2 separate regions of the Homo sapiens genome follow, and region 2 is linked to region 1. Evidence: read pairs that join two places in POLR2A ChIA-PET (ENCODE). Cell type or tissue: MCF 10A. All regions are shown on one strand. Each heading gives the region's core, and the rest is flanking DNA. Links, peaks and the distances in the headings are about the cores only.

The links. Peaks named below come from ENCODE experiments on the same cell type or tissue, not always from the same donor. Only the 100,000 strongest peaks of a DNase experiment are listed, where the experiment ranks them.
Region 2: POLR2A ChIA-PET joins it to region 1 with 6 read pairs; 2 of 35 experiments call an interaction of 5 or more read pairs at or near these places.

The regions. Positions count from the first base shown.
Region 1 is chr2:73,292,081-73,294,987 of GRCh38, reverse strand. EGR4 (early growth response 4) reads left to right here and starts at 1,440. Exons shown (of 2, transcript NM_001965.4): 1 at 1,440-1,806; 2 at 2,207-2,907. The coding sequence starts at 1,671. RefSeq lists a silencer at 1,078-1,157. In MCF 10A, for the core only: no CTCF peak of the experiment used is centred there; a DNase peak (open chromatin) is centred at 1,297.
Region 2 is chr2:74,385,369-74,388,275 of GRCh38, reverse strand. DCTN1-AS1 (DCTN1 antisense RNA 1) reads right to left here and starts at 2,773. Exons shown (of 3, transcript NR_158174.1): 1 at 2,526-2,773. It also overlaps a transcript of DCTN1 not described here. In MCF 10A, for the core only: no CTCF peak of the experiment used is centred there; no DNase peak of the experiment used is centred there.

The DNA.
Region 1 (2,907 bases), core at 118-2,617:
ACATTTTAAAAAGAATGAGAGAATGAGACAGAGGGAAAACCACAGCAGAAGAGAGATGAGACTAGGAGAGTAGGCAAGCTTCTTTGCTGGAGTTGGCTCTGATGCTTCTGCAGCCAAGATTCACAGCCTCCTTAAGGCTAGGATTTTTTTTTTTTTTCTCAAAAGAAGCCCAATTATTTCAAGTACTGATTCCAGGGAGATATTTCCCACGGATTCCCTGTGTGTTGCTGGGATCAACATCCTTAGAGCGAAAGCCATTTGTATGAAGGCAGAAAAAATGTTCTGCAGAAGCATCTCATACCCTGTGGGTGAGGGAGGAGTGAGCAGGAATTGGCCCTACTTTTCTGGAAGACAATTTGCCAGTTGTCTATCAAAATTTTACATATACTTTGGCACACAATTACACTCGTTGGAATTTATCTCACAGACACATTCACATTTATATAGTCAAGGATGTTGACTCCAACAACATTGGTATAAGTAAAAAGTTGGAAACTGCCTACATGCTCATGGATAGGGGACAAATCGACTAACTCAAGGTCCTCCCTTACAATGGAGTACTATACAGCCTTGAAAAAGAATGACAAGATCTTTATGTCAGGACATGGCACAATCTCTAAGTTATTTCAAGTGAAAAAATAATAATAATAATAATATTGCAGAACAATGTGTATGGTTGGATATACATAAAATTCTTCTGAAAGAATACCCAAGAAACTTAAATGTGGCTACCTCAGGAGCTAGGAATGAAGGTAGGTGGAGAGGAGGGACTTTTACTTTTCAATTTAGAATATACCCTGTTGTGCTAGTTGACTTTCCTCCTACTGTTAACAAGTATTACAGTCCTTTTTAATTTAAATTATTTTTCCTAGCACAAATTTAAAAAAAAAAAACTTAAAATGGAAAAACACACAGGCGTGAGCAAAAGAAATGAATGGCAATAATCTCTGTGGTTTACTGAGTGCGCCTGGACATTTATGTGCTCTCAGTTTCTCTCCACAGGAAATGCACAGGTGAGAAACTGACGTTAAGGGGGACTGAGTGTCAAGCTAGTTAGTGGCAGAGGGCAGATTCAAACCCAACACGGTCCTCCCCTGCTGCCCCTCGGCCTCTGCCTCCAGGTGGGAAGCGCATCTACCGGACGGTCGGCCCGGTGAGGCGCAGCGCCCCAGACTGGCGCATCCGCGGCCCCAGCGCTCCACGCCTGGGGAGCGCGCGCGCACGCAGCGGCGCGAGCCTGGCGGCGGCGGCGACAACAACAACGTCACAGCTCGAGCTTTCCTTTTCGGGAGTCCCCGGCACACATCCTGTGTCCATGTTTGGGCATTTACGTCACGGCGGCAGGGCCGGGGCCTCCCAAAATGGCAGTGGCCCGGGGAGTCGGAAGCCCGGAGCCAGCGCCGCCGCAGCTATATAAGTGGGGGGGCTGTGGGCTGGGGGAGCCCGGCAGCGCTTTGGAGAGGCGAGGAGCCGCCGCCCGAGGCCGGTGCGGGCGAGCGAGGGCGCCGCGGCTCCCCGACTCCTTTCCCAGAGGTGAGTGCCCGAAGCCAGGAGCCCGGGCGCCTAGGTCTGTGCGCTGCGGGGAACCCCTACCGCCAGCCTCCCCGCCACCCGCGCGCCCCCAAGCCCAGCGGGCGAGGCCCCGGGCGCCCCACAGCCGGCGCCGCGCCATGCTCCACCTTAGCGAGTTTTCCGAACCCGACGCGCTCCTCGTCAAGTCCACTGAAGGCTGTTGCGCCGAACCCAGCGCTGAATTGCCCCGGCTGCCTGCCAGGGACGCTCCCGCGGCCACCGGCTACCCTGGAGGTAAGGAGGGCGAGCAGGGGTGCTCAGACGACGACGGCGCAGCGCGGGGGCGCACCATACCTGAGAACCAGGAGGGACTGGGACATTGGAGCTATGAGAATAGGGGCGATGGGAAGCTTAGGAGTCCTGGGGTGCGCACCCCCATTCCCACCCACACTGGGCCGCCAGCGCCTCCGCAGGAACCTGTGCGGTTATCGGAGCGCCCTTTTGCCTGTGCACGTGTGTTTTGCGTGTGCATGTTTCTATGTGCTCCTTGGGACGTATGCGGGCCCCTGCTGAATCAGAATGTGCAAAAGGCACTTTGTGTATATCCGTGGGCACCAAGAGTTTTGTAGGTAGGGGCTGTGGACTCAGGTGCACCCTTTGATGTGCCCAGAGCTGATTCCTGCTCCCTCCTCAGCAGGCGACTTCTTGAGCTGGGCTTTGAACAGCTGCGGCGCAAGTGGGGACTTAGCCGACTCCTGCTTCCTGGAGGGGCCTGCGCCCACACCCCCTCCCGGCCTCAGCTACAGCGGTAGCTTCTTCATTCAGGCAGTGCCCGAACACCCGCACGACCCGGAGGCACTCTTCAACCTCATGTCGGGCATCTTAGGCCTGGCACCCTTCCCCGGTCCAGAGGCAGCAGCGTCCAGATCCCCGCTGGATGCCCCTTTTCCTGCGGGGTCCGATGCCTTGCTGCCGGGTCCGCCGGACCTTTACTCCCCGGATCTGGGCGCTGCCCCTTTCCCAGAGGCGTTCTGGGAGGCCTCGCCTTGCGCGGGTGCCCCCTCGCAGTGCCTGTATGAGCCTCAGCTCTCCCCGCCCGACGTCAAGCCCGGCCTCCGGGCGCCTCCCGCCTCGCCAGCGCTGGACGCTGTCTCTGCCTTCAAGGGTCCCTACGCGCCCTGGGAGCTGCTTTCTGTGGGGGCCCCAGGGAACTGTGGGTCACAGGGAGACTACCAGGCCGCCCCGGAGGCTCGTTTTCCCGTAATAGGGACCAAGATTGAGGACTTGCTGTCCATCAGCTGCCCTGCGGAACTGCCGGCCGTCCCAGCCAACAGACTCTATCCCAGCGGGGCCTATGACGCTTTCCCGCTGGCCCCGGGTGACTTAGGGGAGGGG
Region 2 (2,907 bases), core at 279-2,778, 1.1 Mb before region 1:
CCCTCAGCCTCCTGAGTATAGGTGGGTCTGCAGGCTGCTGTGCCAGTTTGAGGCCAGTTTTTTGTTTTGTTTTGTTTTTGAGATACAGTCTTGCTCTGTCAACCAGGCTGGAGTGTGGTGGTGAGATTTTGGCTCACTGCAACCTCCTGAGTAGTTGGGACTATAGCTACTACAGGTGGGACTACTTAGCCTCCTGAGTAACTGGTACTATAGGCATGCACCACCACCACACCCAGCTAATTTTTGTATTTTTAGTAGAGACAGGCTTTCACCATGTTGTCCAGGCTGATCTCAAACTCCTGGCCTCAAGTGATCTGCCCGCCTTGGGCTCTCAGAGTGCTAGGATTACAGGTGTAGCCACTGTGCTTGGTCAAGGCCAGGTTGTTAATGGCCTGTAGTGCAGTGCTAAAAAGATTTCATTTTGTGGGCAGAGAAGCCACTGGAGACTTTTAGGCAGGAAGATGACATGATTGTATTTTGGGAAGCTAAATGTGGAAATTGAAGGGGGAGAACCTGGTTCAGGGACATCGGGAGACTCTTGTAATATCATAGACATGGTTTAGGGCTGAGCTAAGGATTAGGTCAGTGGGGATAGAGAGGACAGGATGAATCTGAGAGAGACTGGAGAAACAGAATTAACCAGACATAATGACTAAATTGGTTGTTGAGAACAAGAGAGGGAGTTGTTGCGGATGACTCAGTTTTCTATTTTGAGTGGATGGTGGTGCCAATAGCAAAGAGAGAATATAGAAGAAGAACTTTTTTTTGTTTGTTTGTTTTTGGTGGGGGAGATACCAAGTGTGTTTTGGGTCATATTGAACTTGAGGGCTCTGTGGCAGTTAGCAGACAGTGAGATATGAGTCTGAAGTTCAGAAGAGTTTCTGTCTAGGGGCAGTAAGTATGAGTGGTAGTTGAAGTTGTGGGAATGGTTGAGGTCTCCCAGCCACGCTTACAGAAGGCTGAAAATAATGACAGAGGAGATGAGAAGGATTGACGTGCAAGGGTAGGAGAGAATGTTGCCCAGGAAGCTAGGAAAGGAGAAAATTCCAGGAAAAGGATTGACAATCTCAGTTGCTACAGGGAGATCAAGTTAGGATGAGCTTGGGAAATGCACCTTGAGGTTGTGTAGGACATTGGGGTCACCAGGGCTCTTTTAAAGTGTGAGCAGCTTCAGTGGAGTGGTAGGGATGGAGCCAGATAGCAATGGATCGAGAAGTAGATGGGAAGTGAAGATAGAGAATGTGTACTCACTTTGAGTAGTTCAGCAGAGAAAGGAAGAATACAGAATGGTGGCAGCTTGTGGAAGAGGTAGCAGGGACTTGTTTTTCCTAGAATGGAAGTCTTGTTTATGGGTTTTCTGATGCCATGTAAGATCCAGTAGACAGGGTGCAATGAAGACACAAGAGAAAAGACGATTGCTAAATCAAGTCCTCAGAGGAGAGGGGAAGGGGTGGGCCCTGAAAAGAAGGGGATACCATTTTCTTTAAAGAGGAATGTTGGAAGAAAGGAAGGAATTTAGGAAGAAAGAGATAATGACATATGCATGCAGATATATCTAAATTTTCAAAGAAATTCTTACCTAATAGGGCCAGTTTTCTTTTTCAGCAAGGTTATCTGCTGAGAGGTGGGAATGCTGGTGTTGGCTTGGGTGGGAGTAAGGACTTGAAAATGTAAAGGAAGCTTGAAATAACTGTTAAGAGGAAAGAGGAAGACAGTGGAACTGAAATAAGCTCCAAGAGTGTTGAGTACCCTCTGAACTGAAATCCTACACTATAAGCCTCCCCTTCATCTTTCTCATAATAATAATGGCTGACATTTATTGAGTGCTTTATACAAGGCACTGTTCTAAGTGCTTTTCAGGCATTCTCATGTGATTTTTACAACAATCCTGTTAGAAAGTTATTGTTATTATCCCTTTCTTCCAGAAGAGGAAATTGAGGCATAGAGGATTAGTAGCGCTTGTATTTGATGAATCTCTTACGTCTGCAGAAATGGATTCCTTTTCCTGAGGCATCAGAGAAGACAGAAATTTAATCCCAACTCCCGGTTTCTGAACCTTGAGAGCCTAGAGTCTAGGGTTGCTAAGGAGGGAATCTTACCATGCCAGTTTGTGGGCATGATGGTGGCATGGAGGGGGCAGGACAGTGGGATCACTGTTGCTGTCAGCTTTTGACAACTACATAGGGAAACTCGGATATTCTTGAGTGATTTTTCCAGCATCCTGACTAGAAAGACAAGTGACCGATAGTGATTTGTCAGGTATTGTGGGCTGAGATTGTGTCATCTGAGAGGTGAATAAGAAGAGAGACCTTGTCCCTGTTCCTATCACCTAGAAAAGGAGAATTTTTTCTTGGCAGAGAGACAGGCAGATCTAAAACCTTATATAATAACATAATGATTATTAACTCACCTTATGTGTTTTCTCAGTTTGTGTGACAGATACAATTTGTAGGTAAGCTGTATACCTGACTTGAGTGAAAGGAGAGAGTGATGGGATGGCGTGGATGGAAGAGAAACGGACTTACCTTTTCCTGCTGCAGCCACTGAAGCATCATCTCTGTGTCCTTCCTTTTGAGGTTGCCATGGATACGCCTTTGCATGGTGGTTTGAGGAGATTGATTTCCATTATGATCAGATGATGACGTGGGTTTAAAAAGAGAAAGGATGGAATGCTCTGCTTTTGGGGAGTGGCCGGCGAGCTGCCCAAAAGGCAGAGCCCAGTACAGCCGATAGGGCTGTGGCTTTGTTGGCTGCTTTGGCTTTTGCTGAAGTTGTGAAATGGTGCATCTCTCTCTTTAGAGCGCAGGCTCAGGGTTCCCTGTCTACAGGGTCCTAGTGCCAGGAACTTGCTGGTTGATTCAGGGGGAGGAATCAGCAGGAACTTCGAACAGCCTAAGTAGGACTTCT